3 separate regions of the Mus musculus genome follow, and regions 1 and 3 are each linked to region 2. Evidence: chromatin loops called from intact Hi-C (ENCODE). Cell type or tissue: heart. All regions are shown on one strand.

The links. Hi-C counts contacts between places; a loop is a spot of excess contacts. Peaks named below come from ENCODE experiments on the same cell type or tissue, not always from the same donor. Only the 100,000 strongest peaks of a DNase experiment are listed, where the experiment ranks them.
Region 1: it touches region 2 in a loop (3-fold over the local background); 2 of 42 quality-filtered maps call a loop at or near these places.
Region 3: a loop joins it to region 2, with 3 times the contacts of the local background. A loop is called at or near these places in 4 of 42 quality-filtered maps.

The regions. Positions count from the first base shown.
Region 1 is chr1:128,469,134-128,477,133 of GRCm38, reverse strand. No RefSeq gene overlaps it. Among named protein-coding and RNA genes, the nearest start is that of Gm23902, 17 kb to the left of the region's middle. In heart, no CTCF peak of the experiment used is centred here; DNase peaks (open chromatin) are centred at 4,123 and 4,473; H3K4me3 peaks cover 1,035 bases.
Region 2 is chr1:128,819,562-128,827,561 of GRCm38, reverse strand. No RefSeq gene overlaps it. Among named protein-coding and RNA genes, the nearest start is that of Gm23056, 62 kb to the left of the region's middle. In heart, a CTCF peak has its summit at 3,138 (motif pointing right); a DNase peak (open chromatin) is centred at 3,141.
Region 3 is chr1:128,453,603-128,461,602 of GRCm38, reverse strand. No RefSeq gene overlaps it. Among named protein-coding and RNA genes, the nearest start is that of Gm23902, 32 kb to the left of the region's middle. In heart, no CTCF peak of the experiment used is centred here; DNase peaks (open chromatin) are centred at 4,322 and 5,132; H3K4me3 peaks cover 421 bases; H3K27ac peaks cover 793 bases.

The DNA of each region.
Region 1 (8,000 bases), 350 kb after region 2:
CCTGTCTTGGAAAGAAAGAAAGTGTCAAAGGTTATCCCACCTCACACCCTCCCTCAGTTACCAATCACAATCACCCAGATGCTTGTATACCAAAGTAGAGTGGTCTGGGCAGCCTGAGAAGCCCTTACCTGTTACCATCCTCTGACTTGAAGCACATCTTCACCCCAGGTGCTTGGTTTACAGAGACCATAAAGGGAGAAGAAACAGAGTGATGTAAAGGAGAGTCCCTTGCTCAAGAACACAGGAATGTGGACACAATGTGAGTTTGGACACAAACTTCGATGGTTAATCTTGATATTCAGCTTGATAGAATTTGGAGTCACTATGGAGACACACTGCTGGGCATAGCTGTGAAGGTGTTTCGAGAAAGGTCTAACTAAGGAGGGAAGATGATCCCTGGAGGTGGATGGCCCCATTCCATGTTCCAGGGTCCAGTGCTGACTGAAGAGAAGAAAGTCCAGCCTTCATCTCTCTCTGCTTCCAGACTATGGAGGCCACTGCGACCAACTGCACACACCCCGTTGCCCTTAGGTCTCCTCTCTGATGGGCTATACCTCATACTGACTGAAAGCCAAAACAAACCCTTCCGTCCTTATGTTGCTCGTTGTCAGATCTCAGTCATGGGTGCAAGAAAAGCAGCTAACACAGAAGAGTCTATCTATAACGTCATCACCACAACGACCTAAAGACTGCCCGTCATGTCCAAGCACTTTGTTGTTGTTTTTTTTTTTTCCCCTTCCGAGAACTCTTCTCGTGTCCTCTTAATTTATGTTAGGCAGGTGTGGCAGAGCACACCTGTAATTCCAGGACTCTGGAGTCTGGGGTAGGACAGTTGCCGATTTTAGATCAGCCTGTGCTACACAGTAAAACTCTGTCTATAAATAAATATATACATAAATACATACATACATATCAATGTATAATACAGTGTTGCTATAAGCAGATACCATATCATATATGTTTGTTTGTTTGTTTGTTTGTCTGTTTGTTTTTAGAGACAGGGTTTCTCTGTGTAACCTTGGCTGTCTTGGAACTCACTTTGTAGACCAGGCTGGCCTTGAACTCACAGAGATCCATTTGCCTCTGCCTTCTGAATGTGCCACCACTGCCCAGCCATATATCAGATTTCTAGAACTAACTTCTCCCTTGCTCTCCTTCTTTCTTTCCTTCTTAGGACAAGGACACACCTATCGCAGGCTGGTCTAGAACTTGCTGTGTAGTTGACTAAAGGTGACCTTGAACTTCTGATTCTTCTGCCTCAACCTCGTGAGTTGGGATTGTAAGTGATAAGGGAACTTGGGGTTTCAAGTTGGATTAGGCAAGCACTCTACCAACTAAGCTACACACCCTTGCCCTCCCTATCTTTTTTTCATAATTTGTAGTGCCCTGCCTGAAATGCAATAGTTCTTCTAGACAAATATAAAGAAACATCTCTGTTTGTACAACTAATAAGCTCAGGGAAGCAATACCAATGTCTGTCTGTAAAAGCAAAGCCTCCCATGTGCCTTGTTTGGTCTAAGATGTTAGACCAGGAAAGGAAGAGGGAGTGTATGTGTGTGTCCACAAATATGGGTGTGTGGTTAAACATAAGCCGATCAAGAATTGTCTAGTTCCCTATTAGGATAAAATGGTTTTGATTATTTGTTCTGGTATTTCCATATTTAAAAACAAAAACAAAAGACACTGAGAAAATTCTTCTACCCAACCCTCAGGGTCAAAGAGTTCTGTGTTCTTGGAATGTTATTTTGTTTCCAGACTGTGTGATATTAATTGCTTAATTACCAAAATGGAAGGGGTGGGGTAGTAGTAGGCTATTTCATTTTGGGAGGTCTTGGGACCATATGTCAACAATACTAAGAGAAAACACTGCTCTGTGTCTGTGACACACTCACATCACACCAAACTCTGACTGGTATGCCTTCCCACAAATCCCTTCCTTTCCGGGTCTAACATCCAGACCCAAGCATCCCACCTAAAAGGTGTTTTATATATATGCTCTCTTTCTGATTCTAGCTACATTTACTTTTTTCTTCTTTTTTTTTAATTAGGTATTTTCTTCATTTACATTTCCAATGCTATCCCAAAAGTCCCCCACACCCTCCCCCACCCATTCACCCACCCACCCACTCCCACTTCTTGGTCCTGGTGTTCCCCTGTACTGAGGCATATAAAGTTTGCACGACCAATGGGCCTCTCTTTCCACTGATGGCCAACTAGGCCATCTTCTGATACATATACAGCTAGAGACACGAGCTCGGGGGGGGGGGGGGTGGTACTGGTTAGTTCATATTGTTATTCCCGGGGATCCATCCCATAATCAGCCTCCAAACTCTGACACCATTGCATACACTAGCAAGATTTTGCTGAAAGGACGCTGATATAGCTGTCTCTAGTGAGACTATGCCGGGGCCTAGCAAACACAGAAGTGGATGCTCACAGTCAGCTATTGGATGGATCACAGGGCCCCCAATGGAGGAGCTAGAGAAAGTACCCAAGGAGCTAAAGGGATCTACATTTACTTTTTATTAACAGTTCTGGTTAGCATACAAAGAATTTGGTTTTGCCCAGGAATCTTCATCCAGTTGAGCTGTTATACTTTGTTCTTATCCATTCCCCTCCCCAACTGCCTTCCTTCCCTTCCAGCCCCCTCCCGGCAACCCTCCTCCACTCTTACTAGGTCCCTTTCCTTAGGTAGCCCTGCCCCCCCCCCTTTTTTTTATTACAAGTATCCCTGTCTCTGTTTCCCACCTCCTTTAAGATCTCTTCTTACCCTGTCATGATCTCCTTCCTTCCTGCCTGCCTTCCTTCCTTTCTTCCTTTCTTTCTCTCCTCCCCGCCCCCCGTCCCCCCCGTCCCCCGCTCCCCCAAGACAAGGTTTCTCCGTGTAGCCTTGACTGTCTATAGACCAGGCTGACCTCAAACTTATAGATCCACCTGCCTGGGGCTCCTGAGTGCTGAGATTAAGATAAGTACCACCCAACCCCCACACCCTGCCATCCTCTACTCCCCCATACTCCCCAAAACCCCTGATCCCCTTTCTAGTTTTACAACTTGAAAATACATATATATAAGCACACATACCTATCCACATACATAGATATATAATTTTAAGTTTAGGTCCTGGGTATGAGAGCCTGGCTTATTTCATTGAAGATGGTTTCTAGTTCCATTCATTTTTCCCGCAAAAGCCATTATTTCATTTTTTTTAATGGCCACGTAAAACTCATATATATATATACATATATATATCATATTTTATTTATTCATTAATCTGTTCATGGACATCTAGGCTGGTTCTATCTCCTGCCTATCGTGAACAGTGTAGCAATACACAGGGTTGTGCCAGTATCACTGTGGTGCTCTGCCTGGGGGTCCTTTGGTATCTGCCAGGAATGGTACAGACGGGTCATGTGGTGGTTCTGTTTTGGTGTTGAAGAACTTGCATGCTGACTCCATAGGAGAGTGAGTTCCAGCCCCACTGACAGTGAACAGGGCTCCTCCTTCCACAACCTCACCAGCGTTTGTTGTCCTTGTCTCCTTGATACTAGCCAGTTTGATTGTCTTGAGATGAAATATCAACATAGTTTTCATTTGCATTTCCCCATGGCTTAAGGACATATACACATTTTTCCAAGTCTTGGTTGGCCATTTGTGTTTCTTCTTTTGGCAGTGGCCTATTTTGTTAGCCCATGTACTGAATGGGAGATCGGAGGTTGGGACATTTAATTCTTGCGATTTTTTTTTTTTTAATGCTGGCTATTAATCCACTGTCGGATGTGTAATTCACAAAGTTTTTTTTTCTCATTCTCTAGACAGCCTCTTCACTCTGGTAACTATTTCCTCCGCTGTACAGAAGCCTTAAAATCTCATACAATCCTATTTGTTAGTTCTTGAGCTTATTTCCCTCGCCGAGTCCCTTTCAGAATATCTTGCCTCTGTCTGTACATTTAAGTGTTTCCCCTGTGTTTTCCTCTCGCAATTCCGAAGTTTCCGTTTTCCCTAGTCCTTCTCCATGTGAGCCAAGAACCACACTGCCTTAGCAGCTGTTTTTGTAAAGCAGGCCTCCAGGTGCGTGGTAGTCCTACTTTGGAAAATATTCCGGCCTACATAAATGAGTTTCAGCTGGCCACTTGAAGCGGGTTTGTTTTTGTTGTTTGTTTCGGACTGCTGACGCGTTTCACACAATAGGCAGACAATTGAGTGCAACATCTGGGCTGGAAGCTTCAAGAGGAGGAAGAACTTCTGCAAGCAGTCTACACGCAGGCCCGAAGCAGGGCACTGACTCAGAGGATTTAAAGAAGGGAGTTCCTAATGACCTCCTCTTTAAGGATACAAGACCTATCCCTCACCTCACGTATCCACTGCCTCAGCCCCTGACTTTGTTTCCTGGTGCCCCAGCCAGTCCTGTGAACGCTGGATTCTGGCTTTCCCGAAGTCATTCAGGGCGCTCCTCAAGAGCAAGCATGCAGCGTCTGGTTGCCTGGCAACGAGCAGATCCTCCGCTCACTTTGCAGCCTGCCTGGAAACACAACCGCACCCGCCAGTCTGCCCTGGGAACCCTGTCCTGATTTCTCCCCCTCCATTGTTGTCGTTCACACAAAAGGCTATTACAGAGCCACTGTAGTCACCGCGCCTGCGTTACAATACACGCATGGGCATTATTTGGAACCAAAGCTTTTGTGGATAGAGATGCGTTCTATACCAGGAAGGACCAGAACTCCTGGCTAGGCTCACCCCAATACCAAGGTGCTGTCTCAGAGTCCCTTCTTCTCTCCTGATTCATCCGCCAGCTGGTTGCCAAGCCCCTGGCTAGCCTTTTGGCTGGTATGAGATCATCCTTGTGGCTGATGTGGGCAGTCAGTCCTCCCCCGCCGGCGCCCTTCACTCTCAACCCAAGCACGAAGCATCAAATGGCAGCCTGGTTCAGTCATCTTATCTTCATCCCAGCGGGGTCTCTTTCCCTGCCCCCATGCCTCTCAAGTTTCCAAGGCTATAGTTGCCATGGAATTCATTGAGGACTGAAAGGTTTTCTTTGGTGTCAGCCAACTCGTCAAGAGCACAGTGTAGAAGACTGTTTCTGGATGCTTCTCTGTCCTCCAGCCTCAAGCATTTAACCCATCACCATCCGCTCTGTGACTCCGTGTTCAGGATCAGATTTGGATTCTGGGAAACGAAATTGCAAATTATAGTTAGAAACCATTGAGTATAAAAACAGGAAAGGGTCTCCTCCCTTTGAAGAAAGAACACCGAGAATCTGTGAGGTTTTTCTTCAGCGTGGATAAAAGTGTTGTTATATCACTCAATTAATACTCCTTATTTGCTGAGGGATAAGGGTGTGAAGATAACACTAAGCTCACTATTTCTTTCTATCGTATTATTAGTGGGGAATACGTGGATTCATCACACAGCATCATCTGCCTGCTGACCACTGGTGTCTCAGCACTTACAGGCAGTATAGAAATCCAGGTATACCGTAAATGGGAAACGGCCAGCCATCTCTGTTTCTCTCGTTATCCTCACCATCTTCCCACAAGATGTTGTTAAAACTTTAGTCACAGGGAAGCAATGTAGGTCACAAGAGGGAATCAAACCTGAATCAGAGGACTATCTTTTATCTGTTTTAATTGAGAGAGAGTGTGTGTGTGTGTGTGCGCGCGTGCGTGTATGTGTGCATATGCATGTGTGTGTGTATGCACGTGTGTACTGGTAAACGCTTATGTATGTATGTATGTATGTGAAGACCAGAGGACAGCCTCAGCTGTCCTTTCCCAGATGTTATCCATCCTGTTTTTCCGACAGGGTCTCTCACTGCTGTGGAGTGTACCACGTAAACTAGGCAGGCTGGCTATCAAGCCGTAGGGATCTGCCTGTTGCTGCCTCCCCAGTGCTGGGATTGCAAGCTCTAGATCCTACACCCAGCTTCTTCTTCTTCCTTTTTTTTTTTTTTTTTTTTTTTTTTTTTTTTTGATTGAACACATGTCCTCATGCTTGCTTCAAGGAAAACATGTTATCAAGAGAGTGATCTCACTAGCCATTTAACTTTTTAACCAGTTCTACTTCAAACAGCAGCTGCCATATCAGCCAGTTAGGTATGAAATCCAAATATTTGTCAATGCTGTGCCAGATGCACCACCGTTGGCAGTGGCTCTACCCAGTGCTGAGAGTGAGCCAGGATGACGGAGGGATCACAGCCCATCTGAGGCAGGTGGGTGGGGCTGAAGAGAAGCAAAGCATTGCCTTTTCCCTCCCACAGAGCTATTTTCTATTTGGCTAAAAATAATAATATAAAGCCAGAATGCATTAAATAATGATAACTACTAGGTGAAAATAAAATCACTTATAGCTGAGAATTTTTCTCACTAATTGCTAAACTTTCAAAACATCGCCCCCCCACCCCACCCCACCCCACCCCACCCCACCCCCGCCGCAACTAGTTTCGACATTTTGCCTATGTGGAGCTTTGAAAGATGATTTTAGAGACATATGTGTTCAACCTTTTGAAAAGATTTATCTTGCTCTCTGTGTATGTGTATATATGTATGTATGTATGTATGTATGTATGTATGTATGTATGTGTATGTATGTACGTATGTATGCATATGCCCAAGTAAGTATTGCTGTGTGTCAGACAATAGAGGTCAGAAGATGATCTGGGGCTGGATTCATGGGTACTCGTGAGCCTCCTAATGGGCTGACTAGAACACAACTCTGGTCCTCTGTAAAAGCGGCAAGTGCTCTTAACCATAGAGCCATCTCTCCAGCACCCTACCTTTTGGGTTTTTTTTTTATTTTTTCTTTGTTTATTTGCATTTCTATTTTTGTTTTTAGAGACAAGGTCTGTTAGTATAGCCCTGGCTATCCTGGAACTTTGTAGGCCATGCTGGCCTCGAACTCAAAGATTCACCTGCCTCTGACACCCAAGGTCTGGGACTAAAGGCGTACAACAATCTGCCTTGGTTTTTTGTTTTTTTTGCTTTGTTTTGTTTTTGTTTGTTTTATTTTCAGTGTCTCACTGCGTAGCTCAGACTAGCCTCAAGCTTGCGTCTTCCTTCCACAAGCTCCCAAATGCTGGGATTACAGGTGTGCCCGTCACACCTGACTTCATCCAGCTTTTACATGTGTAAGACAGGTGAAAGAGAGAAATGAAGTATTTATTAGTGGCCTGGAGGATTTGAGGTACAAATCCCAGGCAGGTAGTATATGCCTACAGACGACCACACCCTAGGAAGAGAGACTTAGCAACCGTATATAGAGCGAATAAAATGGAAAAAAAAAAACTGTGATCAAGAATATCAGGGGACTAGACATGTGGCTTAGTTGGTAGAGTGCTTGACTAGTAGCATGCACAAAAGCCTGGGCTCCATCTTTAGCACAGGCCTAAAGTGGACATAGTGGTATACACCTGTAATCCCAGTTGAGAGGAGGAGAAGGAGAAAGAGGAGGAGGAGGAGGAGGAGGAGGAGGAGGAGGAGGAGGAGGAGGAGGAGGAGGAGGAGGTGGAGGAGGAGGAGGAGGAGGAGGAGGAGGAGGAGAAGGAAGAGGAAGGAGGAGGATCAGGAGTTCAAGATCATCTTCCAGAGGCCTTCCTAGGCACAAGAGACCCCATCCAAAAGAAAAGAGAAAACAAAAGCAAAACATAAAACCACTGATCATGCAAGGTTTGAAAGAACCTAGACCAAGAGATTGTAGAAAAGCCAACGGGTGGCGATGGCAGTGGCCTAGCAAACTTAGAGGAGCAAAACAGAACAACTCTGCTTTTCAGAAAAGGCGAGATGATGTCAGTGTTATGGGGGATCCCTTGTGGGAGGACCCCAAGCCTCAACCACAGACCAGAGGTGGCAGTGGGGAAACAGGGCCCTCAAGACAAGCAGCTGGGGAAAGAGAAGAAATGATGTAAGAGGCTCTGAGGAAAGGCTCTTGGCCACTGCTCCATGTGGAGGATGTGAGACAAGAGAGGCAAGAGGAGCAGAGAGTTCCAATGGACAGAAGCTCGTTATAAG
Region 2 (8,000 bases):
AACACAGATGCTGAGTTTATACAGGAGGCATCCGTGCCCCTTTAGACTGTTTGTTTCCCCAGCTACTTGTGAAGATGTCTGCTTTGACCCAGAGTTACAGATAACAAATGAGATGCAATAATATACAAAGGATCTGGTGGGGACAGTTGTCTTTGGTACTCTGCAAGACTGCTGTGACAGTTCTAATTAACTTGTCACAACCTAGAGTCACCTGGGAAGAGAGTCTCAGTTGACGAACTACGTAGATCAGGTTGGTCTGTAGACACATCTGTGAGGGATTGTCTTGACTGTTCGTCGCTCACAGTGGGACCCTAGACTCTAGAGAAAGCTAGCTGGGTGACACGCAAGGAGACATGCAGCAAGGGTCCATTCACTTCTCGCTGTTCTTGACTGTGGACCTCACACAGCCAGTCGCTTTGAGTTCCTGCCTGGACCTTCCCTTCATGATAGACTGTGACATGGAACCCAAATAAACCTTTTCCTCCCCTAAATTGCTTTCAGTCAGAGTGCTTTGCCACAGGAACAGGAAGAAAAGTAGGGACCTCTGCCTTGCACCATCTCTCTGCGAGACTTCCGGCTTACAAAGCAGGGCCTTTTTCTCTCTCTCTCTCACATGGGCCTGCCTGGAAGATCGATCCAGGAGCCATTTATATTCAGGAGAGAGAAGAGACTTCATTTGATGTACAAGCAAACATTTGTATTCTCATCTGCGAGTGGAGTGCTATGCCCGGCTCTGTGGGCACTTGATGTCTAATTGTGCCGCAAATCCAGTTTGATTGGCCGCCGTGCTTATTTATTCTCTGCATTGTAATTGCTTAGACACATTGGACCGACCAAACTTATAAATGGCAAATTAAACAAGAGGCAAATGTGCTGGCCGACATACGGGCCGTATTGATCCAGGCAGGTTGATGCAGAGCATGAAACAGGTCTTTGAACGGGCAGCCAAACTTTCCAGAACTATTGACAGTTTTCCCCAAGGCCTTTCAATAAGCACACGTCGACTCTTGGCTTTTGAATTGCCTAACCTTTGGGTGGTGAAATCGCAGCATGTTGTTTTAATCTTTTTATAATGGACTAGAGTTCAATTTAGAAAAACAAAACAAAAAACAAAACAAAATTAAAAACAAAGCATGTCTCCTGAGTGCTGCAGGCAGGAGGCTATAAAGGTTTCAAGCAGCTCTGAAGCCACACTCATCTCCCAAAAACCTGTACTACGTTCTCCATCAAACCCCACTTCTGCTGATCTTCTCTTTAAACAGAGTCCTGGGAGCAGCAGAGGCATCCCCTAGGCAACTGTTGGAGAGCGGGGATGGGGGGTAAAGGGGGATGACAGTATAAAGTCCTGAGTTCAGATCTCCAGCACCCACAGAAAAGGCTGGGCCTGGCACCACACATTGTAATGCCAACACTGGGAACCCCTGGCCAGCCAGTCTCACCAAGTCAGTAAAACACTTTGTCTCCAAAATAAGGTAGAGGGCGGGTGAGATCTCAGCAGGTGTAAGCTCTTCTTTCCTAGCCTAGCTACTGAGGACAAGCCCAGGACCCACCTGGTGAAGAGAACTGACTCCCACAAGTTGTCCTGTGACCTCCGCATGGACACCGTGACACCTCCCCTAACTCCCCAAAAGATTTTTTTTGAAAAATTAGTTTGGATTTTTTTTTTTTTTTTTGAGACAGGATCTCCTATTTAGTCCTGGCTGTCCTGGAACTCACTATGTAAACCAGGCTGGCCTTAAACTCACAGATCTCCTTTCTTCTGTCCCCAAAGTGCTGGGATTAAAGGTTTGTGTCACCACATCTGGCCTCCACACGCTCCTGGACATATGGAAACACATACAAAACAAAGTCATGACAGCTAAGTCCTCTGTCCCTTTCTCTGAGCATCTCCCTTCTCTACACGACTGGAAGCAATGGCTTGCTTGTAGCATCCGCCTAATAAAGGTATGCTGTTTGTTGGGTAAATAGCACAGGGAAAGGGCCCTGAAGAGGAAGGAGGGTTGTGGAGAACCAAATGCACCCTGGAGACCATCTACTTCCCGTTTGCCCAGAGTCGGACCCTGGGGCCCAGAGCCGACTCCTTTCCCCAGCACAGTGCTGTAAGCTGAGTGTTCATCTGGAGCAGCTAAGACTCCGACCGATTTCTGGGCTTCTTCCCAAGAGTTTCCCATCCAGCCGGGACCAAGAGGCTGCGAGTTCTTAACAAGTCACAGGCAATATCAATGCTGCTAGTGCAGGAGTCACACTTAGCAAGCCCACACCCAGGGACTGGGGGTGACTCAGTCAGTAAAGTGCTTGACTTAACTCTTAGGATCTGAATTTAATTCCCAGAAACATTTTAAAAAGAAAAGAAAAGTCAGACACAGTGGCATGCATCTGTACTCCCAGCCCTGAGGAAGTGGGAACAGAGGGATGCCTGCGACTTACTGGCCAGTCACTCCTGTCTGAGTCATCTCCAGACCAAGGAGAGCCCAACAACGGAGATAAGAGTGTGTGTGTGTGTGTGTGTGTGTGTACACATGCATGTGTGTGCCACTGTTTTAAAGGACCCAAGATTCCAGCACCCATAAAGGGCAGCTCACAACTACCTGTAGCTCCAGCTCCAGGGATCCTGACATTCTCTTTTGTCACTCATCTGCACACACTCAAGCAGATGCACACACATATACATAATTAAAAATAAAACAAATCTTTCAAATAAAAGGGTTTTTTAAAAGAAAGAAAGAAAGAAAGAAAGAAAGAAAGAAAGAAAGAAAGAAAGAAAGAAAGAAAGGAAGGAAGGAAGGAAGGAAGATCAAAGAAAACCAGTGCTGGGCAGGTGAGACTCCGCCCCCACTGCAAGCCTCTGTCTTACCTTGCATAGTATTAAAACTTTTGCTTTAAACCTCTCAAAACTTGGCTCAAACCATTGCCCAAAGGCGGGTCCAAAAATAACTACAACCAGAACGAGAATGACTTCTCCTCCTTCAAGGCATAGGGAGGTCGCTACCCTGGCATTGTGGCAGTTACTTTGAAGAATCAGAGAGCAGAAATGGAAGGTGCATCTAGCCTGTCAGAAGACTCTGCCGAGGGAGCAGGTAGAATTGGATCCTTTCTGGCAGGTTGTTCCACAGACATCATTAGCTACAGAGGTTGCCCGGCCACTAGATGGCAGTCCTCAATTGACGTTCGAGTAACTTGGGTCGTTGGCCTCTAAACCCACTGATATCCACAAGGACAATAAAAAGCAGATGATGAATTTGATGGACTAAAATAGGCTAGCTTCTCTCCCGGGAAACTTGGCATTAAACAAATTCATTTAGCAAATGCAGAGCCTAGAACAATGACCCAAAACGGGGCTGCAAGCATTCCTTTTGGTCTCTAAAGGCAGGACCAAAGTTCCCACACTTAAGTTAGGAAGCACGGAGCCAACTGGTCGTATGGGAAACAATGCAGCGGAAAAGTAAATCTGTGGACCCCCAAAACATGAGGATAAGACATCTGGCTGTTATAATGCAAGTGATAGTAACCTGAAATGAGATATTATTAAAAGATGTATTGAAGTTTTCGAGCCAGGCATGGGGACACATTCAAGAGGCTAAGGCAGAGGGACTGTGCATTTGACACCAGCACAGACTGCAGACTGAGAATCTGTCAGAGAAAGAGGGATGGGGAAGGAGAAAGAAAGAGGACTAAAATCCACAGGAGAGGAGAAACTTAAACAAGTGGAAAATTGTTTCAATATATATTTTCTGATGGCCAGCCCAAACATGGCACACTATAAATAACAGGCAGTGTTTTCCATGTCAAAGTGGAGACTCACAGCTTGTGGGCTGGAAAACTAATGAGCTATAAGCATGTATGAAATGAGGGAGCTGTCAGCATGTCCAGAGTGGGTGACGGCCACAGGGAGCAAAACCATCCAGAAAGCACAATTGCCACCCCCTCTGCTCAAACTGCCACCTCAGCCGTCTCTCACGGGAGCTGCGTGTGGACGCACTTGGGCTTCCTGTCCCGAGGCTTCAGAAAGTTAGGCATAATCCCAATAAAAATGTAGGAGGTTTTTTGGTGCTGGGATTCTCTGGATAATTGCTTTCATTTTCACTGGCCATGTTGCAGAACCCCTGAATGTTATATGGGCCTTTCCTTTATCTCGTTGACGACATCTGCTGTTTGCAGACTCCACTAATCACTGGAATCACCCAAGAGCTCTTCCCCAAACCCAAACCACCCCAACCTATTGCTGCAAATCTTATGAAGTAGCAGTGGCATGAGAAAGCTGTGCTGGTTTCTAACATACGCACACCATAGGTTGTGTACGCTGTGTGCATAACTCTTATGCTCTATTATTGATGGCATAATAACAAGAAAAAAGCCCGTGTGGGTTCCATACGAAGGTGTGCTTGTGTACGTGTGTGTGTTCATGTATGTGTAGGCTTGTGTACATGTGTATGTTCATGTATGTGTAGGCTTGTGTACGTGTGTGTGTCCATGTATGTGTAGGCACATTGTACATGAATAAACATAAATCTGGAGGCCGAAGGACAACCTCCACTGTCATCTCTTAGAAGCCACCCACCTTAATGTTCCTGAGGATCTCTTGTGGAACCTGCTAAATAGGGTAGACCAGCTGGCTAAGGGAACCCCCAAGAAGCTTCCTGTCTCCACTTCCCTAGCACTGAGTTTACAAGCATACACTACCATGCTTTAATTTTAACACAGGTTCTGAGTATTGAACTTGTGTTCTCATGCTTGTAAGGCAAGCACATTACCAATGGAGCCATCACCCAAGACCTCAAACACCATTTAAAAAAAAGAAAAGAAATTAGTCCAAGTTAGGTTAAATCTACAAGTCCAGCACCTGCCTAGACAGTGGACCACTGGTGTGGAGGTGAATACTTTGAAAATGGGACCCCTCAGATCCTAGAGCGTTTTCTCTCCCGCTCCTAATGCCCTGTGGAACATGAAGGGAGAGAACCATGTATTTTTTTTCCAGGATCTGCCTACAAGAGAGACAGAGAGAGACTTACCCAGAATATAAGAGACTCACAGGGGGAGAGGGGAGATTCAGTCAGCCTATTCTGATGGGCTATGGAATTTTCTCTTTCTCCAGATCTTGCAGACTGGTTTACTGAAGTGTGCAAGATACTTTGGGGCATGCAGGATACACACACACACACACACAAATGTGAGTCTCTTCTCACAATTTCTCCTCCAGTCGGTTAGACCCCTTCAGAAGCCTTGAAATATATCCCAGCACCCTGGCAAAGTCCTACAGAAAGGAAACGGGTAAAGAAACAAAGACATATGAGGAAAGGGTCAAGTTGCCAGAACTCTTTGAAAGCAAGAATCAAAGGCTCTGGGTGGAGTTAATGGTCCCTGCGAGGCACTGGGGGCCATCGGAGCAGAGCCCAGAGGCAGCTGGTGGGGACCGCAAAGAGCCCTCGACTGCACTCACACCCACACTGAACATCTGCTCACACCCATGGAAGTGTAGGAAGCTTTTGTTCTTATGAACTGAAGGAGAGGGCCAGCATTTGTTTAGAGTGGGACTGGGAAAAAGAGTAGATTTCACCTCATCTCAAATCCACATGGAGGCTTTGATTCTCTACCTGTAAGGTAAAGATCAGTACACAAGCATTTGATGTTAGAGAGATGGGTGGTTAAGAGTACTTGCTGCACTTCCAGAGGACCAGAGTTTGGTACCCAGCACCTCCGGGCACATAGCTCACAACTTCCCAACTCCAGGGGCTCTGATGCCCTCTTCTGGCCTTTAACAGTACTCACATAAAAAATAAATATAAAATCCTTCAAAGCAGCTCATTTGCCATGTCCATCTGTGTAGTCCTTGTTGGGCTCATGTCTGAGCAGTCATGTTCATGGACTCATGGTGAGACTTCTGGGGCAAAGCTCACAAGGCCTCAACCTTACACAAAGAACTGCAGGCAACGGAGAAAAGCTGGGAGCAGGAGAAATAGCCTTCACCAGGGAAGAGCTCACCAGTTGGCCATCTAATACCAAGCAGTCATCCATAAAGACATACACACAGATAACATTGTACAGATGCACAGGTTATATATACAGGAATATAAATATATTCATGTAACAGACAATTAATTTTAAAAAGAGGCCATGAATTTGAAAGAGAGCAAGGAAGGGTATATGGGAGAACTTGGAGAGAGGAGAAAGGTTGTGATTGTGCTATAATCTCAATAAATAAATAAATAAATAAATAAATAAATAAATAAATAAATAAATAAATAAATGGATGGTCATTTGGGCACCTAATTTTCATGAGAAGTTTTACAAAATTAGAACAGCTCCTAGGTACAGGTGGCACAAAGTTGTCTTGTCTTAGAGTCCCAAGAAGTCCCGTGAGCGGCATGACAGAACATTTACTACAGAGTAGATTATATGCTGCAGTGGGAGATGGTAGAATTTGTACAGCCTATTGCTTCTGGGTCTGATGATGACACTGCTGAAGGTCAGTGAGAACAGCAGTCTGGAAGCAAGGTTGGATACAGACAAGAGAAGGAACAGAGGTATAATGGTGAAGCTGGAACCCGAGTAGATCAGTGGAGTACATCTGCTGAGGTTTCCAGGTTCCTGTCTCTCAGAACATCCAATTGGACCAGGAGCACATGAGTAGTGCTAGAAGCGCCAGCAGTTTTTTAGTAAAGAAAAAAAGGACACTTCAGCAAGTGTAAGGGCTAGTGAGCTGGAAAGACAGAGGAGCAAAAGTCCCATGCCTCCTGAGTTCTGGAACTTTGTAGGTAGTTTAGATACTTTGCTTTTAATTACATGTCAGTGTGTGTGTGTGTATGTAGGTATGTGCACATGAGTGCAGGTACCCAAGAAGGCCACAAGAGGGCATCTGTTCCCCTGCAGCAGTTATAAGCTACCCAATGTGAGTGCAAGATCAGTACATGCTCTTAATAATTTAGTTAACTCTCTAACCCTTTACAGGTTTTTAACAAACCACTGGAGTCCACAGACTCTCTCTCCACCTCTACTTCTGTGTGATCTGTTTTATCACACATAGCCCTGCTGGGAGAGGCCTCCAGTTTTCTTTCGTATCTTCATATCTTAATCCTGATGGCTCCTTTTCCGTGCCCTTCTCTCCTGCCACAAAGTCAGACCTCCGTCCATCTCTCAGCACTTCTGCCTTCATCCCCTGGCTGTCCTGCAGGATGTACCCACTTCTTTCCCATAGAGCCCTACACAGACCTAGCCCAGGACTTAAAGATGCAGGAGGTCTCATGGAGGAGCCGTGTCATTCAAATGGCAGATCTGTCATGAATGCAGACCAGCCAGTGGTGCTCACACCCATCGCCAGAGTGAGAAGCATGTTGGCATCTTTCAGGTCTCTTGAAAAAAGCCGCTTGTGAAGGAAGGTTAACTTTGACCTAGTATGAATAGGGAATTCTGTCAAAGATTATTCTCTTTAACTACCATGACAGTGCAGGTCCATTTCAAGAAAGTGTCCCTGCTTTGAGAGGAGCTTAATGGCTTAGCCACACCAAATATTTTATTGATCTTAGTTTGAACTTTGGAATTCTCCCAGTGGGCACTTTAAACAGGGCAGTCACTGGAGCTTCCTGGGTGATAAATGCTAAGAAGTATGAATTGGTGTGATAGTTAATTTTAAATGCCAGCTTGATATAACCTAGGTACTGGGACTCTCCTGCTGTATGTCTAGATCAGGCTAGTCTGTGGGCATGTTTGTTGGGGATTGTCTTGATTGCCTTAATTGGCGTGGGAGATCCACCGTGGAAGTGGGCAGTACCTTTCATTCCTTGGCTTAGGTCCCGGCCTGTATAAGGGCAAAGGATGCTAGCCGAGTACTAAGCATGCGTACACACATTGTTTTCTGCACTTCACTGCAGATGTGTTGTGACCAGCTGCTTCAAGCTTCTGCCACAACCTGTGCCTTGACGCCTTGATTTGACTGGGATGCCCCTAACAACAATGGCCTCTAAGCTCGAAGTATAAGACAAATGAACCTTTTCTCCTCTAAGTTG
Region 3 (8,000 bases), 370 kb after region 2:
TTTTATAAGGGAGTGTTTTGCCTTTACATATGTCTGTGTACTGTGTGTGTGCAGTGCCTTTAAAGTCTAGAAGAGGCCATTGGATACCCTGAAGCTCCAGTTTTGGTGGTTGTTAGTCACCCAATATGGGTGTTGGGAACTGAATTCAGGCCCTCTGCAAGAGCAATACATGCTCTGAACCAATGAGCCATCTCTCCAGCAACACACACACACTTCACACACCTTTTAAAAGATATTCTTGGGAATTTTGCTTTCATTGTAAAATACTAATTACATTCACATCCAGAGAAAGTATGAATGAAATACAGAGAGGCACGTGCATGGTTGGACTAAAGTAATCACCTGATACAATGAGTTTTCTCTGACAGTTTTATTTGGTTCTGTTTCGAAGCAGGGTCTCACTATTCAGTCCTAGCTGGCCTGGATCTCCTTTTGTAGACCAGGCTGACCTTGAACTCACAGAAATCCACCTGTCTCTGCCTTCCAAGTATGATATTAAAGGCATGTGCCACTCACAGCCAATAGTTTTGCTAAATCCATTGCCTAACTAATATAACTGATGGTTTGTAATGCATGCCGCAACAACAAAAATAAAAGCAGAAAGAAGAGCGTCTTCTGCACTGTCACTGTTCAAAACAAACCCTCTTTCGACAAAATGCCCACATCCTAGGAGAGATGTCGAAATGCACAGCAATGTGCAATTCCTAATAACTTATGTGCTGTTAACTCCCTTTCTGCCCGTTAGCACTCTTCAGCGCCTTAATGATCCTTATAATTAAATTACAGCTCAGAACAAGAACTTCCTGGGAATATATAATGCTAGAAATATAGATTTTGTATAAAATCAAAGCAGTATAATTTGAAGACAAATGGCTGGGTGTGATTGAAATTGGGGGAGCACAGACTCGAACAAGAAGTGCTTCTGAGAAGAGAGAGAGTGTGTGAGAGAATGGAGAGCCACACCCCAGGGGCTAAGGTCAAGATTAATTGACTTTCTAACTAAGACAGATGAGCATCATTGCGCAGGAGGCCAAGGAGATGAGGGTCATGCATCAAGCTCCGATGCCTGTGGATCGCAAATGCTACAAATGGCCCCTGAGCGCTCATCAATTCTGTTTCATGGGGCAGTCTTAATGAACAGGGGATCGAGCTCATGCAATCACATAGCATAGACGTGGGGCAGGTTTTTGACCAAGAAGTCAGCGATGTTAGATTCTTTTCAGAAACAGAACTACAAAGGAAAGGGGAAGGGGGTTGGAGCCAGGGCACATCACCAGTAGAAGGCAGGTAGTGCAGTCATGTAGTTGATGCCTTTGGATGAGGTGCTGCTGTCCCTAGAGGAAACACAATATTGGACTGGATGATATGGACTAGATGATAAATTTCTCTGTCTGTATTAGCTGCTTGCATATTGCATGTATGCCTGCTTACATGTGGACACCAGAGGACAACCATGGATTTGATTCCTCAGGCATGGCCACTGACCATGTTTTGGAGATGGTCTCTCATTGACCTGGAGTTTGACAAATAGGTTAGGCTGGATGGTCAGTGAGCCCCAGGCATCTGTCTATCCTCATCTCCTGGGTGTTACAAGCACACGTCAACACACCCAGCATCTTTATGTGGGTTCTCGGGAGCAAACCCTGGTCCTTTTGCTTGCAGGGCAAACACTATAATAACTAAGCAATGTTTCCATAGCTCCCAACCCATGCTTTCTTTTTTTTTTTTAAGGTGAAGAAAATGTTCAGCTCTGAAGTGGGTATACACTCTGTGTGTGTGTGTGTGTATGTGTGTGTGTGTGTGTGTGTGTGTGTGTGTGTGTGTGTGTGTGTGTGTTTTCCTGTGCACTCAACCATAGGTCCAATACATTGTGAGACTCCTTATTGTTCCCTATAGCAAATGAGCCAAGCTCTTCTAGGCAGCCAGAGAACAAAGGCAAGAGCCCATTCTTCGCTCACCACACCCTTCTCACAGTTGGGGGTAATGTCCTCTAGTGCAGGAGCATGGTGGAGTATGCCTACCCTTTTCAGACCCATGCTAACACAGCACTCCAGTACATCACATCTGTTAGAACTTTTAGACTAATCCACAATGTCTGCTTAATTTAACACACTTTCCAGACAGAGATAAGAATCTCTTGTTATGTATGACATGTTATCTGCAGATTAAAATAACTGGCCACTCAATAGCTCTGGCTCAGTCTAGTGGTTTCCATTGTCGTTCACTCCAATTCATCATACGTTGTGCTGAGACTGTATCATTTTGCAATTGTAAGTAACTAATTAATGTAGCTTAGTTGATAGAGTAATGGCTCAGCATGCACAAAGCCCTGGCTTCCATACCGAGCACCACATAGAAACCAGGGGTGGTGGCACATATCTGTAATTCCAGAGTTTAGGAGGGAGAAACAGGAGGATCAAGAACTCAAGGACAAATTCCAATGTGGTGGTGTACCTGTGCAATTCCTGTATTCCATAGTGAGAGGCAGGGGTAGATTAACCCAGAAGTTGAAGGACAAACTATCCTGGAGTACAAAGTGTGACAAAAACAGAGTCCCTGGGGCTGGAAGGATGGCTCAGAGGTTAAGACCAGTTGCAGATCTTGCAGAGCACCTGGGTTCAGTTTCTAGTACCCACATAGCAGCTCACAATGATCTGTAACTCCAGTTCCAGGGGATCCAATGCCCAGTTCTGGCCTCCTCACATGATATAAATACATAGATGCAGACAAAACCTTCATACACATGAAATAAAAATAAACAAGTCTTGAGAGAGAAAGAGGAGAGAGAGAGAGAGAGAGAGAGACTACCTTAATGAGGTAGAAAGATCGTCTCCCACATACATTAACAGTAAAATAAATAAGATACAATGTCATCCTTGGCTATACAGAGAAGTTGAGGCCAGCCTGGGATACATTCGACCCTGTCACAAAAATAAATAAGTAAGTAAGTAAATAAATAAATAAATAAATAAATAAATAAATAAATAGGTTTCAGGGAGCTGGGATTATAGCTTGATGGTAGAGCATTTCCTGGCATGTCTAAGGCCCTGGGTTCAGTCTCTAGCACAGCACATAGAACCAAATACACAATGAGGACCTAATGCCTTTGCTGAGCATAGAGACGATACGGAGTGACAAGTAGCAATTCACAGCATCCAGTTCAACGTCGCCTAGTACACATGCCTGATAGCCTGCATCCCAGAGGTACGAAGTCATCTCTCTTGGACTGAAAGCCCAGTCCAAATTCTGCACCTCTTCTTCTTACAGTAATGCAAGTGCAGTTTTCATTACAGTGTTCCAAGATGAGAGAGATACTGGATTCTCTAAGAATCCCTGAAAGCCACAGCACTGAAATCCCTGACCTACTGGATATCTGTTTGGCATCCAGACTTCTTAGAGTGTTGGTTCTCAACCTGTGGGTCTCAACCCCATTGAGGGTCACAGATCAAATATCCTGCATATCAGTATTTACATTACAATTCACCACAGTTATGAAGTAGCAATGAAAACAATAATTTTATGGTTTGGGGGTCTTTTGCATACCTAGCTAGTCTTTGCTTCCCCTCAACCAGGAGACGTTTAAAGGGAAAGGACAGCCTGCAGAGAGATAGGAGACAAAAGAGGAATGAACATGAGCAAAAGAAGGAGAGAGAAAGGTGGAGGTGGGGTGAGCTATAGCTCAGTTAGGAGAGCATGGTTATCTAACAAGCACTAGATCCTGGTCCCATTTCCAGCACCCAACAAGCTGCAAGTTGTATGGGTCTGTAATTCAACTTCCCGCTTGGGAAGTAGAGGCAGGGACATTCAAGGTCTTCTTCTGCTGCATATTGAATTTGAGGCCAGTCTTAGCTAGAGAGCCTGTCTGTCAAAAGAGAAAGAGGGAGGAGTGAAAATCAGAAAGGAATGGGGGACAGGGAGGAAGAAAAGAAGAAGAGACAGAGAGAACAAAAGGAAGGAAAGAAGGACCGTGAAGAGAGAAAGACCTCTGCAGAGGAACCCGGTGCTGAGCCCACCCGGTGTTTATCATCCCAACTGAACAGGTCCTAAGGATGGCTTTTCAAGACTCGCTTTCATATCAGCGCTGTGTGATACCTGGAGTAGAGACAAGCCGAGTGGGAAGACAGTATCCCACAGAGCCCAATAGAAGATTCCCACTGGAGTTTGTTTGTCCTATATTTTATACACAGGAATTTAAGACAATATAACTCCTTCCTTTCAAAACAAGCAGTTTTCCCTTCTGGCCACCGCAGCATTAACACAATTGTTAACCCTGGCATGCCTCGTGGTCCCGGGAGCCCGCCGCCTCCCCCTTCCTCGGGACTCTGGGAGCTTCCTCTGCTCGCTGTGTGTGTTCTAAGAGTTTGCCTGCACTCTGCCTGTTTATAGCACAGGAGCAGGAAGAAACAAAGCAATTGTGAGGCTTGTTGAGAAGCTGTTCGTATGATATTAAAGGTGACCTTGCCACTTATGTTTCTATTTATTCTACTTCCTTCCAAGCCGGGGCAAATCCTTCCCTTCCGAGTTGGAGCGGCGCTCTTTGGATAGCAGTCTGTGGGAACAGAGAGGCGTTCAGGCCCTCAGAGGTTATTCATTACAGTATCTGGAGTATAGCGTTTCCTATTCACTCCCGGTCCGGTCTGTTAAGTGACTGTTGCTTGGCAGAAGGAAAGGGAGGCTTTGGTGAGAAGCAGTTTTTGTTGTTGTTTACCTCCAAACGCTTTAATGAGGTTTAATCTTAGCGTAGTAAGGAACTTCCAAAAAATAAAATAAAATAAAATAAAATAAAATAAAATAAAAAGTAGGCATGCATAAAAGAATACCTGTGTATGGCATACATGTCTGTGTGTGTACACAGGTGCACCTGAGCAGGTGTGGCAAGCCAAGAGTGACGCTGGGTATCATCCACGGTTATTCTCGTCCTCAGAGTCAGCAGGACAGACAAGCCAGTGAGATTCCACCTGTCTCTGCCTCCCCAGTGCTGGGGTTCCAGGCAAGCACGACCACTACACTCGACTCTTTATGAGGGTCCTGGAGATCTGAACCCAGGACCTCAGGCTTGATTGTCGGGCACTTTACAGACCCATCTCAGAACACAAATAGACGCGTCATATACACAGCAGAAGCCAAATGGCACGTGCTCTCCATATTTGTGTGAGAACGTCATTTGTGAAGTTGACCGTGGTGTCTGTTAGAATAGGAGCCAAAGTTCAATCTGGAGTTAGCTGGCTATGCTGGGATTTTGCGTTGCAGTTTGTTGCATCTTTTTTTTTTTTTTTTTTTTTTTTTTTTTCCGGGAAGTAGAGGCATTTCCTGAAGGATGAAGGAGCTTAGCAGGTGCATTGCTAAGTATAGATGCAGAGGTACAGGTTGTGCTAGATAGGGGCAAAACAAGCCTTAGCAAGACGTGAGCTTGACGATTTTGGACAGTTGCTTCAGCTGTCTGGCTTTATAACTACGTCACTGAAGGTGTCAAGGTAGCTGTACTATCAACACAAGTGGAGTGTTTGCTGCATAGTGACTTAGGGAACATATAAATCAATGTGTGTTGTTAAATCGGCCCTAATCGCTTTTTCTCCACTGAAAACATCTTTCTCAAGCTGGAGGAAATGGCTTAGTAAGAACACTTGCTGTGCAAGCATGAAGAACGTGAAGAGTTTGATTCCCCGGGACTAATGTAAATGCCAGTCATAGCCAAGCATGCCTACAACCCCAGTGCAGAGGACTGGAGACAAGCGAAGTCCAGACAAGCTCACTGGCTAACCAGCCTAGCCTAAAGGGCAAGAGCAAGAGAGGAAGACACCAGACGTCCTGCTCTGGCCCCTGCATTCTCATACACTGGCCCATGCATCTGAAAACACAGGTGCACATACATACACACCACACACAAACACAAAAGAACAGGCTTGCTTTCATTAAAAACAAATTCTATTATATCTGTGCATCTGTCTGTCTCTAAGGACATGCACTATGGCACTTGGGTAAAAGTCAGACAACCTGCAAGAGTTGGTTCTCTCCTCTACCAGGTGGATCTCTAAGATTGAACTCAGACCATCAGGTTTCATGGCAAGCTCCTCTATCCACTGGACCATCTCGAAGGCCTTCTTGGTTTGATTTGGCTCCTTAAAATGTTTGGATAATTCTTATCTCCTCACAGTATAGGTAGATATTTTGTCTTTGAGGTCCACTGTGTGAAATACATGTTGTTGAGTCCTTTTAAAGCCTGAAGCTCCACTCAACTGCTTACTCTTTTCTCAGTGAGCTTCACCAAGTTTACCTCCTCCTGCCCACCTACCCCCACCCACCTTATTTTTATGTTTTCATGCTGTTTTTGAGTTAGAGTCATGTAACCAAGGCTGGCCTCAAACCCACTATGCAGCCAAGATTGACCCTGAACCTCTCATCCTCCGGCCTTCATTTCCCATGTTCTAGGATTACCGTCCCGCACCACCAGGCCTAGTTTACATGGTGCTAGGGATTGAACCCAAGGCCGCAGGTATGCTTGGCAAGCACAGTGCCAACTGAGTTGTGTCCTCAGCCCCCATCAAGCCCCTTTCTTGATTAGAATTCCAATTGATCTAGAAGAAATGAGCTCAAGTGTTCTATTGCTCTGTGGCTGCCATCACAATAATCTATTATATGTTCCATGGAGTAGAAGGGAGACATTCATAGGCAAATATAGACATCAACAAGATGGAAATCCTAATGCCCTGATGTTATGTGTGTGTGCCATAGAGCTGCCTTAAAACAGCACCTATTGTTTACATATAAGTTATAGATATGATTATATGTTAATAAGAAGTCAAGGGGCTGGGGATATAGCTGAGTTGATAGATCACTTATTTAATGTGCGTGAAGCTCTGAGTTCTATTCTCAGCACTTTGTAAACCAGGAATGGTGGCACATACTAATAATTCCAGCCCTCAGGAAATAGAGGCAGGATGATCAGAAGTTCAAGGTCACCCTCTGCTACAATGAGAACTTGAGACCAGCCTGAGCCATTGAAGTCTTTGTTTCAATTTTTTTTAAATCTAATCTTTCTCCTTCTGCCAACTGTTGGGGTCAAGAGGGCTGGAGGATTGGAAACCGTAGCCTGCTTTACTACCTATGCTGATCTCACACCACTCTTTCCTAGTCTTGGTCTTCCTGGTCTACCCACAATTCCATGCTCAATCATATGAGAACTCTCAGCCTGAGACCCTAGACCACACAAAAGTCAAAGAGCTGCCTTGGCATTTGTCACTGTCATTCCACATCTGCAGAGAATGTTGGCATCTGGCACCAAGTCTATCGGGTCCCATTCAGTCTATCCTTTCAGTCAATCACTCCACTTCGACATGTTTAGGAAACTATTAGGCTGTTCAAAATCTGATAGAGAAAATAAAACATATACTCAGGTCGTTCTAATACAGATGAGAGAACCAGAAAAGACAAATTATGACAGACCCAGAAGTGGGCTGAGGAAAGAAAGGAATACTGTAGAAATATTAAGTGGCTTTAAGGTGGACTGAAGGGGCTGGGAGATGGCCCAGCAGTAAACAGCACAAGTTGCTCTTTCAGAAGAGCAGGATTTGATGCCCAGCCTGCACATGGCAACTCACAACCATTTGGAACTCCGGTTCCAGGGATGATGCCCTCTTCTGGCCTCTGTGAACTCCAGGCACACGTGTGGTGCACAGACGTACATGCAGGAAAAACACCCAGACATTTAAAAAACAAACAAACAAACCAAGTATGGGCTGTGAAGAAAGAAGACATCACAGGTGGAGGAATGGTGACCCAATGAGGAAACGTGAGGAAAGGGAGGGGCGCAAGGACACACTTGGGGTTAGCTCAGGGCACAACCTGCAAGCGAGCCTGTCTGACAAGAGCACAGACTATCTGATGAGAAGGACATGGAGGAGAGGGAAGGCTGACCTTAAGTAGAAATGACAAACTGAGCTAAAAAAAAAAAAACTCAGGAAGATGTTTCTCTAGGCCATAGAACATCATTTCTTTCTCTT